Linked DNA regions of Homo sapiens: region 2 is linked to region 1. Evidence: chromatin contacts called from ENCODE Hi-C or POLR2A ChIA-PET data. All regions are on one chromosome and are shown on one strand. Each heading gives the region's core, a stretch centred on a gene start or an enhancer-like site at or near the end of the contact. The rest is flanking DNA. Distances are from core to core; before and after follow the strand shown.

The links. Hi-C counts contacts between places; a loop is a spot of excess contacts on that map. ChIA-PET counts read pairs that join two places held with the same protein, here RNA polymerase II (POLR2A). Pooled maps may share reads with other maps.
Region 2: a loop to region 1 is called in a map of ovary, with 17 times the contacts of the local background. The contact joins two enhancer-like sites. A Hi-C loop is called at or near these places in 2 of 168 maps with a recorded cell type or tissue (astrocyte of the cerebellum and ovary) and 4 of 50 pooled maps. POLR2A ChIA-PET finds 5 or more read pairs at or near these places in 2 of 52 experiments (GM10248 and activated T-cell).

The regions. Positions count from the first base shown.
Region 1 is chr4:48,799,152-48,805,437 of GRCh38, forward strand. It overlaps a transcript of OCIAD1 not described here. Among named protein-coding and RNA genes, the nearest start is that of FRYL, 22 kb to the left of the region's middle. Within about 2 kb of position 2,745, at least 2 of the 41 ENCODE cell types and tissues checked have a DNase peak (open chromatin) inside an H3K27ac peak, as active enhancers do.
Region 2 is chr4:48,722,792-48,728,506 of GRCh38, forward strand. All of the region lies in intron 1 of FRYL (FRY like transcription coactivator), which reads right to left. Among named protein-coding and RNA genes, the nearest start is that of FRYL, 55 kb to the right of the region's middle. Within about 2 kb of position 3,585, at least 4 of the 41 ENCODE cell types and tissues checked have a DNase peak (open chromatin) inside an H3K27ac peak, as active enhancers do.

The sequences.
Region 1 (6,286 bases), core at 1,495-3,994:
GGTCTGTTGACATGTGCTTCAAAAAAGTTAAGGGGTTTTGTTTATCTTGTTGCCTTTTGTTCTATTTTTAGGGAGGAGGAATCATAAAAATACCCAAAAGCACGACAAGAAACAAGGATATCACCTCTAGGTCCTATGAAAATGGGATGTAGGAGAAAACACAGTGACCACTGAGAGAGCTGAGAATGTAGTTTCTTCAAAGGTGAGTCAAACTTCAGTTAGAGAAAGAGGAACCATGAATTCCAAAGCACACAGTGGAAGAATTTGTTTGGTTGGGGAGGAGTGGGAAATTGGCTCAGATCCATGACAATACTAAACTGTCTGAATGATAATGAATGAAGCAGCTGGTTTGGACTTCTGTTTGCCCTGAAGTTTACGACATTTGGCATAATGGGATTAATTCTGGTGGTCACCTAAGGGAAGATGGGTATCAGTCTTCCTTTCTTAAAAAATTACAACATGTGGCCGGGTGCGGTGGCTCACGCCTGTAATCCCAGCAGTTTGGGAGGCCGAGGCGGGCGAATCATGAGGTCAAGAGAGCCAGACCTACCTGGTAAACATGGTAAACCCCGTCTCTACTAAAAATACAAAAATTAGCTGGGCATGGTGGTGCACACTTGTAGTCCCAGCTACTCAGGAGGCCGAGGCAGGAGAATCGCTTGAATCTGTGAGGCGGAGGTTGCAGTCAGCCGAGATCATGCCATTGCACTCCAGCCTGGTGACAGAGTGAGACTCTGTCTCAAAAAAAAAAAAAAAAAAAAAAAAAAACACACACACACACACACAAACAACAAAAACAACATGTTTCTTTCTTCTTTGATTCATATTACATGGGTTTACAGCTATAAAAGACAAATGCAAGCATGCTTTATTTTTATTTTTATATAGATTAAAGGGGTACAAGTGTAGTTTTGCTATATGTATATATTGCATAGTGAAGTCTGGGCTTTTAGTGCAACCATCACCCTAATAGTGTACACTGTACACATTACTTAATTTTCATTCCCCACTCCCTCCCACTCTTTCACCCTTCTGAGTCTCCATTGTCTATTATTTCACTCTCTATGTCCACGTGAACACATTATTTAGCTCTCACTTACAAGTGAGAACATGTGGTATTTGACTTTCTAAGTTATTTCACTTAAGATAATGGCCTCCAGTTCCACCTATGTTGCTGCAAAAGGTGTGAATTCAATCTTTTATCTGGCTGAGTAGTATTCCATGGTGTATATGTACCACGTTTTCTTTATCCAATCTTTTTTTTTTTTGTTTGTTTGTTTTTTGAGATGGAGTCTTGCTCAGTCACCCAGGCTGGAGTGCAGTGGCACAATCTCAGCTCACTGCAACCTCTGCCTCCCAGCTTCAAGTGATTCTCCTGCCTCAGCCTCCTGAGTAGCTGGGATTACAGGTGCTCACCACCAAGCCAGGCTAATTTTTTGTACTTTTAGTAGAGACGGGGTTTCACCATATTGGGAAGGCCAAACTCCTGACCTCAGGTGATCCACCCACCTTGGCCTCCCAAAGTGCTAGGATTACAGGTGTGAGCCACTGCGCCTGGCCTAATTCTAGCATTTTGGGAGGCTGAAGCGAGGGGATCACTTGAGGCCAGGAGTTTGAGATCAGCATAGGCAACATAGGGAGAGACCCCATCTCTACAAAAACATTAAAAAATTAGCCAGATATGGTTGCACACGCTTGCAGTCCCACCTACACCAGAGGCTGAGGTGGGAGGATTGCTTGAGTCGAGGATTTTGAGGCTGCAGTGTGCCATGATCACGCCACTGTACTCTAGCCTGGGTGACAAAGCAAGACCCCGCCTCTAAAAAAAGAAAAAAATAGAAAAAAATAATTGTTATTATATTATTTTCTTTTTGGCAGTTGCAATATTAATTCCTAATGTAACTGTTAAAACACTTATTAACATTCACCTTTTATCTGGACATAGTTTAAAAATTCAAAGCAGCTCAAAGCAAATGAAATTAGCAACAGTTTAAAACAAAACCAAACCGAGTGAAAACTTACAGGCTGCTAAGTGTTTACCCAACAATGAACTGTGCTGGACTACAGTTCAAAGAATTGAAACTCATGTCCCAACAAGCTAAAAGCTATTAAAAGTATAACAGCCTTTTACCCACCCTCCAATACTCTTAACATAAATTAATGACACAGAATGATGTTTGAAACAATGGGAGTTTTATTTTAACATTTCAAGTCCAAGGTGTTAATGTTTATTACTGGAGTTTGGAATGCCCAGATGGCTGCACTAGGAAACTGATCAAACATCCGAGTCTTGTTAGAATGCTACATGCGGTTAATACATAGCCCCAGCTTTGTACCTGGTTTCTTAGCACTTAGTAGGAGAGAGAGGCAGGTGGCAGCCTTGCTAGCTGTGTGGCCTTCCCTTCTATCCTGCTGAAAGTGGTATGATAGTAGGGAGATGGCTGATTTTACCAGTGCAGGTGGTCCAAACAATTTTAAAATACACTATTATTATAATGATTTTGAGTAAGTCTTAATGAAAGCTAAATTCAAAGTATAGTGGAAAGATAGATGACAAGATTTGATTAAAAGGATTTAAAAACCAGAACAGTTCCATAAAAGTTTGAAATAGATGGCTCTTTGTGCTCAATCTTTTCCATCTTTATAACTTCACCTATGTGCATTGTATAGTCATTACTCCCCTTGAGAAAAGCCTCCTTTCCAGATTTTTTTCCTCCTCTAGTCCTTTTCCAAAGCGGCTGCCAAAATCAACTTCCTCTGTTGCCATTCTGACAATGTCACTCCCTTCCTAAAATTCCCTTTAATGGCCTCTGTTGGTCTTTGTGTGAGAGGCAGACTTCTTGCACTGCCTTTAGGACAAACACACTATTTATTTATTTAAGGCTCAGATTTATTTAAGGCTCCTGCCTATTTTTACAAATCCACATGTCATTTCCCTCTGTATGTAGACTGATTACCTTTCAATGCCTTGACTTCTTTATGGTCATTAATGTTTAGATTGTAAATATTTTCTCCAGTTTTGGCGAATAAGAGGAGTTCCTTATTCTACTGCTATCTTCCTTGCTCATCTCTATCCCGGTGCAAATCTACACACACTAAAAACCTCTGGAGCTATTCTCCCGAAATTTGATTATTTTTGAAGAACTACACAAGAAATCATGCACTAAAAATTTTTGCCTGATTAAAAACTAAACAACACCAAAAACAAAGTACTTTTAAAGGATAAAAATAATATTGTGGAATTTCCCTAAGGCATGAAAAGACCTTTCAAAATGAGTCACACGGCTGGGTGTGGTGGCTCATGCCTGTAATCCCAGCACTTTGGGAGGCCGAGGCAGGCGGATCACCTGAGGTCAGGAGTTCAACACCAGACTGGCCAACATGGTGGGACCCCATCTCTACTAAAAAAAAATGCAAAAATTAGCCAGGCGTGGTGGCAGATGCCTGTAATCCCAGCTACTTGGGAGGCTGAGCCAGGAGAATTGCTTGAACCTGGGAGGCAGAGGTTGCAGGGAGCCAAGATTGTGCCATTGCACTCCAGCCTGGGTGACAAGAGTGAAACTTTGTATCAAATAAATAAATAAATAAATAAGTCAGTCACAGGAAAAAATATCTAATGTTATGATCATGGGCAACTCCTAGGAAAAGGTTCTCCGGATTCCAAAACACACTAATGCTGTGTTCGTTTTTTCATCTTTTTTTTTTTTCTTTTTAACCTAGAAAACCTGAATTCAAGACCCACCCTGGTTATTTGCAAATTGTGTGATTTTTGTCATTTAATCTCTTTGAGCATCAGCTTCTTGTTGGTAAAGAGGAAATAACAATATCTGTATGGGCTTTTTGGACAATTCAATGGCATTTGTAAAGTAAAAAGCACTGTACGAATACAAGAGATTATTATTACTTCCTTCAAGTGTTTTCTTTTGATTGTGAACTTTCCCAGGATTTCCCTTCTCATACATTTTTATTTTTTAGAGACAAAGTCTCACTCAAAGGCTGGAGTGCAGTAATGCTGTAATAGCTCCCTGCAGCCTCAAATCCATGGGCTCAAGCGATCCTCCTGCCTCAGCCCCTAGAGGAGCTAGGACTGCAGGTGTGCACCACCATGCCTGGCTAATTTTTTATTTTTTATTTTATACAGGTGGGAGTCTCACTATGTTGTCCAGGCTGGTCTCCCACTCCTGGCTTCAAGTAGTCCTCTTGCCTCGGCCTCCCAAAGTCCTGGAATTAGAGGCAGGAGCCACCCCACCTGCCCCCACACATTTTTATCTGGGTGTAAATCTAGTAGTGCTGTTACAGACCTACCATCTAAATGGGAAGTTGTGCTAAAGCTGTCTGAGATACTGATATTATTGCTAACATTTTTTTCTCTCAATCGTTATTGTATTTTACAGGAAACCAGACATACTAATTTCATTTTTTCATTATCATTTAAAAAATATAGAAAGCTTATAGGAGAAAATAAAATATATTCGTAACTTCACCATCTGCCACCCCACCACTCCCCAAAAAAACCCAACTATTAAAATTTTGGTGTATTTTTTTTCATATTTTTTCCAGGCACCTTAAATGAATTATCTAACTTATTCTTCAAAACAACCTTGTGACCTAGGTGCTATTACCATGTTCTACTTTTCACAGAAGAAAAAAAATCAGTTCAGAGACATGAACTTTCTGAAAGTCATATAGGTCAGGTGATCAGGTTAGGAATTGAGTCCTGGCCACCTGATGCTAGAGTCCTTACTGTTAAGCACTTGGTTCTTTTACCTTTATTCTATCTACAATGCTGTAATTCCATTGTGCCACTTGTGCACCACTTTTTCATTTACCATAAATAGTGATCATTTTACTATGCTATTACATACTCATTTAAAACATGAATTTTAATAGTCTTCGTTGCATGGATGTCATTATTTATTTAATTACTCCCCTGTTATGAGATACTTATTTCCATTTTTTCACTGTCATATTCACTTTTAAAGTGATAATCATATATATATGTTCAATATAAAAAAAGTTTAAATAAGAAAATATATAGAAAGCAAAAATCCCCTGTATGCCATTCTCCAAAGAGAAACTCCATCCTCTTTCTCTCTCTCTCTATTTTTGAGTTGAACACGCATAACAGTTTAGTATATATTCTTCCAGGATTATTATTTTTATTTTATTTAATTAAAAAATGTTTTTACCTTAATTTTTTTGGGTGCATACTAGGTACAATTTTTATTTTCTTTTTTGACAAAAAAAATGAATTCATCTGTATGTGTCTTGCATCTTGCCTTTTTGGCTTTGCTGTATTTCATAGACACCTTTTCATGTTGGTCCATGTATTAATCAGGACTCTTTATAGCAAAAATTAGATGTCAGTTCAAACTACACTAGATTAAAAAAGGATTCCTTTTCTGCAAAGTCCAGAGGTATATCTGTACCCCATGTGCAGCGGGATCCAACTATTCTAAAGATAGCGTCAAGAAACCTCTCTCTTCCATTCTGGTCTCTGCTTTCCTCTGTAGTGACTTCCTTCCCAGGCAGGCACCAACAGTTGAGCAATCCCAGTGGAAGCAGTACGCCTTTTGCCAATACTTTCAGCTCAAATCTCAGCGTGGACGAGAGCCTAGCTTGAGTCGTGAGCCCATAGCTAGAACTAAGTGGTGGAATCAGCCTCAACATCACCACACTAACTGAAAGTGAGGAATGCTTTGTTATCTAAAAGAAAATCAAGGCATTGCTACCAAAAGAAGGAAGAGAGCTGTCTGGGAAGCTGCAACAACAAGCATTTGCTATGGTACATAACGATCTGCTTATGATGTGAGCTAGTTGTTTTTGGCAATTGGATTATAGTTTAGTTCAACTATTCTTTTTAGAATAGTTGCCCTATTGCCCAAGCTGGAGTACAGTGGTGTGATTGCAGCCCACTGCAAATAAATATGGAGGAAGTGACAGCGTGTGACCTCTGACACTAGGTCATAAGGGCATTGCAGCTTCCTCCTCTCTTTCTCAAATCAGTCACTCTGCAGAAGCCTGATACCTGATCATGAGGACACTCAACCAGCACTAAGGAGATGAACTGAGGCCTCTGCTAGCAATCATGTCAGTAAGCTGCCTTGGAAGTGGATACTGCAGCCCCAAGAGAGCCTTCAGATGACTGTAACCCCAGCCTACCTCTTAATCACAGCCTGGTAAGAGACCCTGAGCCGAACCACACAGCTAACCCACTCCCAAATTTCTGAGCCACAAAAACTGCGAGATAATAAATGTATGTTGTTTTGAGCTGCTAAATCTTGGA
Region 2 (5,715 bases), core at 2,335-4,834, 76 kb before region 1:
ATCACCATTTACCAGAAATGTGAAAGATAAAAATCATCATGATACACAATAAGACTAAGCAAGCCAAAAGGAGAAAAATAAAAGAAAATTATAATGGCTCACTGAGGACAGTGGAGTAGGAAATACTTCCAGCTTACACCAATTCTCTCTTAATATTACCTTTTTAAACTGAGAATATCAGTTTCACGGTGACAAAAATCTCACATCTTTTTTTCTCTCCTCCTAAGGGATCATGCCATCAGCAAATTCAACTATCCTCCTGGACATCTAAAGGACCTCAAACCTAACAGGTTTTTTTTTGTTTGTTTTGTTTTGTCTAAAGGACCTCAAACCTAACAGGTTTTTTTTTGTTTGTTTTGTTTTGTTTTTGAGACAGGATCTTGCTTTGTCACCCAGGCTGGAGTGCAGTGGTGTGATCACAGCTCACTGCAGCCTCGACCTCCTGGGCTCAAGCGATCCTCCCACCTTAGCCTCCTGAGTAGCTGCAACTAAAGGCATATGGCACCATGCCTGGCTAATTTTTGTATTTTTAGTAGAGACAGAGTCTCACCATGTTGCCCAGGCTGGTCTCGAATGCCTGGCCTCAAGCAATCCACCCAGCTCAGCCTCCCAGAGTGCTGGGATTACAGCCATGAGCCACTGTTCCCAGCCTTAACTCTTAATATACCAAAATCTTTGCCTGCTCCCAGTCTTGCTCCTTACTAAACTCCTTACTAAATAATACCATCCTTATTTTAGTTGCTAATGCCAAAAACCTAGCAGTCACATGTATTTCCTTTCTTTCCTTCACATCCCCACATCTAATCCAACAACAAGTTCTGTCAACCCTATTTTCAAAATACTGTATATCCTAACTCAGACCATTTATCTCCAAATCCACTGCTGCTACTCTAGACAGAATCACCATTATCTCTGCCCAAACAATTCAAGGAGACTCTTAGCTGATGATACTCCTGCATCTCCTCATTTCTCATTTCTCCACATAGTAACCAGAATGATCTTTTAAAAATATAGCCAGGCATGGTAGCTCACACCTGTAATCACAATACTTTGGGAGGCCAAGACAGGAGGACTGTTTGAACCCAGGAGTTTGAGACCAGCCCAGGCAATATAGTAAGACCCCAACTCTACAAAAAAAAAAATAAATAAAATAATAATAATAATAATAATAATAATAACAAAAAAAATTAGGTGGGTGTGGTGGCACACACCTGTAATCCCAGCTACTTGGGAGGTTGAGACAGGAGGGCTGCTTGAGCCCAGGAGGTCCAGACGTTAGTAAGCCATGATCCTGCCACTGTAATCCAGCCTGGGAGACAGAGCAAGACCCCATCTCAAAAAATAAATTGAAATTAAAATTAAAATTTAAAAATAAATGGAATATAAATGTATTCACTCCACCAATACTCAAAGTCCTCCACTAGTTTTACATAAAAGACAGGGGAAAAAGTCCATGGCCAAACATCTCTGACTTTTCCTTTCCCCTATTCCAGCCACACTAGTTTTCCTGCTATCCCTCAAACTCAAGTCTATTTCCATGTTGGGCCTGTGTGCTTGCTAACCCCTCTGCCTGGAAAGCTTTTCCCCTGGGCATGGCTTGCTCCCTCCCTTTGTTCAGATCATTGCAAATACTACCCTCCAAAGAGGACTTCCCACATACCCTATCTAAAATAACGGACACCATCACTCTCTAAGCAAACTTAATTTCTCATCATAGAGTTTATCATCCAATATTTGTTTACTGTTTGTCTACCCGACTAAAAAGCAAGCTCCAGGAGTTGGGTGCGGGGGGGCTGTCTTGTGGATATTTACAATCCCCAACATCATCTCCTGGGTCACAGGAACTCAATAAACATTTGTTGATTAAACAAACGGTGCCCCTGATAATAAATGACAAGAATCAAAGAAAAACACCAATATGCATACTTTCAAACAGTTTATTCAATAAAATGCGTATTAACAACTTCATAAATTTCCATCGTGCTGCCTTTAGAGGACTTTAGAGTAGGGTAGAATAATAGAGAAAGGGAGGGAAACTTGTTGCCTTCAGCACATAAATCCAATATATTTGAATATCTTATTTTACATCCATGTTGAGATGGAACCTAATGTCTCCAAAAAATAACAAATTTGAAACTGTTTTTATTCCTGTTAAATACTGGAATCAAACTTTATCCAAACAAGCTTAAAAGGAGAAGCAATATTCAGATGATAACCTAAGAATACACATTTGACTTAGCTCCCTGTTCCATTATCCCTCAAGATGATTAAATCAATATAAAAGAGAAAATTCAAGCATCATCAGAAATTAGAAAGGGGTCTCACCCTTCATCTGAAACTTCTGAATTTTCACAAAGGTATTTTGACATGAGACAAAAGAGAATCAATCTGCCCTTACATCGGCCATATCTGCTGTGCTCCATCCACTCCAAGAGCCTGCCTGCCAGTCTACTCCACTAAGGTGAGGCCCAGAAGAAAATGGCCCACACTTAATTGCTCCCCTCCATCAAATTCTCTGCACTAAATACCAACTGCAATCTTCAACAGACTCTGTCTATCCTCTGAGAGAAAGAGAGAATACAATCTCGTGTCAAGCTCTGATACAGCCTGTGCTATTTATCAACACTAAATAAAGTGTACAACCGTATCCCCTTATCCAGGTTTCATTTTTCAAGGTTTCAGTTAACCTCAGTCGACAATATTAAATGGAAAATTTCAGAAATAAACAATTCATAAGTTTTAAATAGCACATCATTCTCAGTAGCGTGATGAAATGTCACGCTGTCCTGCTCCATCCTGCCCACCCGGGACATGAATTATCCCTTTGTCCAGTGTGTCCACATCCACACTGTCTATGCTACCCACCCGCTAGTCACTTAGGAGCAGTCTCAGTTATCAGATCCACTCTCGCAGTATCACAGTGCTTGTGTTCAAGTAATCTTTATTTTACTTAACAATGGTCCCAAAGCACAAGAGTAGTGATGCTGGCATATTGTTATAATTGTTCTATCTTATTAACTATTGTTGTTAATCTCTTACTGCGCCTTATTTAGGAATTAAACTTTATCAGAGGTATGTATGTATGGGAAAAAAACATAGTATACATAGGATTTGGCACTATCTGAGGTTTCAGGCTTCCACTGGGGTCTTGGAACACATCTACTGAGGATAAGGGGAAACTACTATATAGGAAAAAAAATCACCAATCTTATGACACGAATTGGCAAATACAGAGGACTGGTGAAATTCTCAGAATTTCAGAGATAATGACCTTGAAATTCTTAACAAAGATGTGAAAGGCAAAACTACTTGCTTTTCTAAGATATAAGTTCTTTTTGTGGGGGTAGGTGGTGAGGTGGTCAGGCTTACCAAACCAGCACCTGCAATCAGGGTTAGAGATGACAAGACACTTTCAAGAAAACACGAAGCAAGTAATCAGAAAAATAAAGATACAGAGGCCATTAACAACATTATCCATTTTCCCTTCTCCTTCTGGGCATAATGAAGAATTTTACTTTCCTTTTCCCTGTTGAAGTTAGACACAGTCATGTGACTTCTGTTGGTCAATGAAATGTGAGGAGAAGTGACCTATAAATTTCCACAGATGCGGGCGGGTGCAGTGGCTCATGCCTGTAATCCCAGCACTTTGGGAGGCCGAGGTGGGTGGATCACTTGAGATCAGGAATTTGAGACCAGCCTGGCCAACATGGTGAAACCCTGTCTCTACTAAAAATACAAAAATTAGCCAGGCATGGTGGCGTATGCCTGTAATCCCAGCTACTAGTGAGGCTGAGGCATGAGAATTGCTTGAACCCGGGAAGCAGAGGTTGCAGTGAGCCGAGATCATGCCACAGCACTCCAGTCTGGGCGACAGAGCGAGACTCCATCTCCAAAACAAACAAACAAACAAACAAAAAACTTCCACAGATGCATTTAATTGTTGGGCTCTGAACCTCTCTCTTCTGCTGTCTCAGTAATTGATGACTCATAGTGCCTTTACAGGAAAGACAACTTTCCCTGAAAGGTACAAACTTGATATGAGTGAGAAATAATAATCTTTGTGTTTTAAGCGACTGATAATTGGAGGATTCTTTTCTTATTGCAGCATAAGCTAACCTACCTTGACTAGTATATTAGTTATTTGAAAATTCCAATAAAATTATCAAAATTCAGCAAATCAAGAAAATCTGACAGGGGCAGGTAGTTTAAGAGATGGACAGAAAAACATACAACTATGACATCAATAGTGAGAAATGGATTATAACTACAGAAATAAAGGTTTTTTTAATGGAATGTGCCTTTGGAATCAGTAATCTCATCTCAATTTTTAAAGATTTTTAAATAGCAGGCTACCTCTGCAAGGATGCACTAAAACTTATAATACTGTTTGCCTCCAGAAAGGAATACTGTATAGCAACTTAAAAAAAAATGGGAAGAAGAGACGTCTGGTTTCTGATCTGACCTGAAAGAAGCTTGGAAGTCATCACTCCAAAATAAGTAAAAAGCGAACAAATTGAAAAAACAACAACAACAACTAATCTTAGCTCCTTAAAAGAAATGAGGTCATAAGGCAAACCACTGCCCCACTGCCCCCCAAATTGGAGGGACATACAGAAGGATACAGAGAATCACAACTTACCATAGTAGAAACCCATGAGCAGAAGGTTGAGGGAACCAGTGCAAGGGAAGAAAAACCTGACCTGTAATTGACAAATTGTTGGAGGATCAGTGTAAGAAAGTCTGAGAGTCAAAAACTCCAGGGAACCCAGTCAGAAGGGGCCTATCGCACTTTTTCTGACTTTTACCTCCAGGAGCTTGACCTAAGTTCTCACAGTGAATATCAGAAAAATCCCCCCTACTTCCAAAAGAGAGGAAAAACAACCATTTTGAAATGCACCACAACATTCTGTTTTTAACAAGGCTTGCCCTCAGGAGAAACTATTTAGCCAGAGACTAACTTGCTAACTACCCCTAACTAACTTGGGGGTAGGTTAATACCTAATCCCAGTCAGCCTTAGCCTTCCATGTGGAGGAAAAGAAATACCTAACTCTAGGCAGTTCTAGCCTTCCATGTGGCAGACAGGAAATACCCAACTCTAGCCTACTCTTAACTATACTGTCCCACCTAAGGGAGTACTGAGAAGCACTTGTGAAGCTGATAATCCAGAGGCACAGACTCACTAAAAGACTGAGATCTAATCAGAGGACTATAGAAGACCTCCCCTTCCTCCACACCTTGCCACCACATTATAAAACCCTATATTAAACAGCTCCTTTTACACAGTACATCATGTCCAGCTACAAAGAAAAGATCACAAGGCATACTAAAAGGCAAATAATGTAGTTTGAAAAGACAGAGCAAGCATCGGAACAAGACTTAGATATGGCAAGACATTGGAATTATCAGATCAGGAACTGAAAACAACTCTGATTAACATGCTAAGAGCTCTAATCAATAAAGCAGATGACATAGCAAAAAATATATATATCTGAGATTGAAGATATCTCAATAATAACCTCAAAAACTGGAAAGCAAAGAGTAAAAAGAGTGGGGGAAAAAAAAACAGAGGACGAAACACAAAACTCAAGAACTGTGGGACAATTACAAAGAGTGTAACATGTGTGAAATGGGAGTACCAGAAGGAAAGGAGAGGAACAGAAGAAATACTTAAAATAATAATGACTGAGAATTTCCCCCAAATTAATGTCAGATAT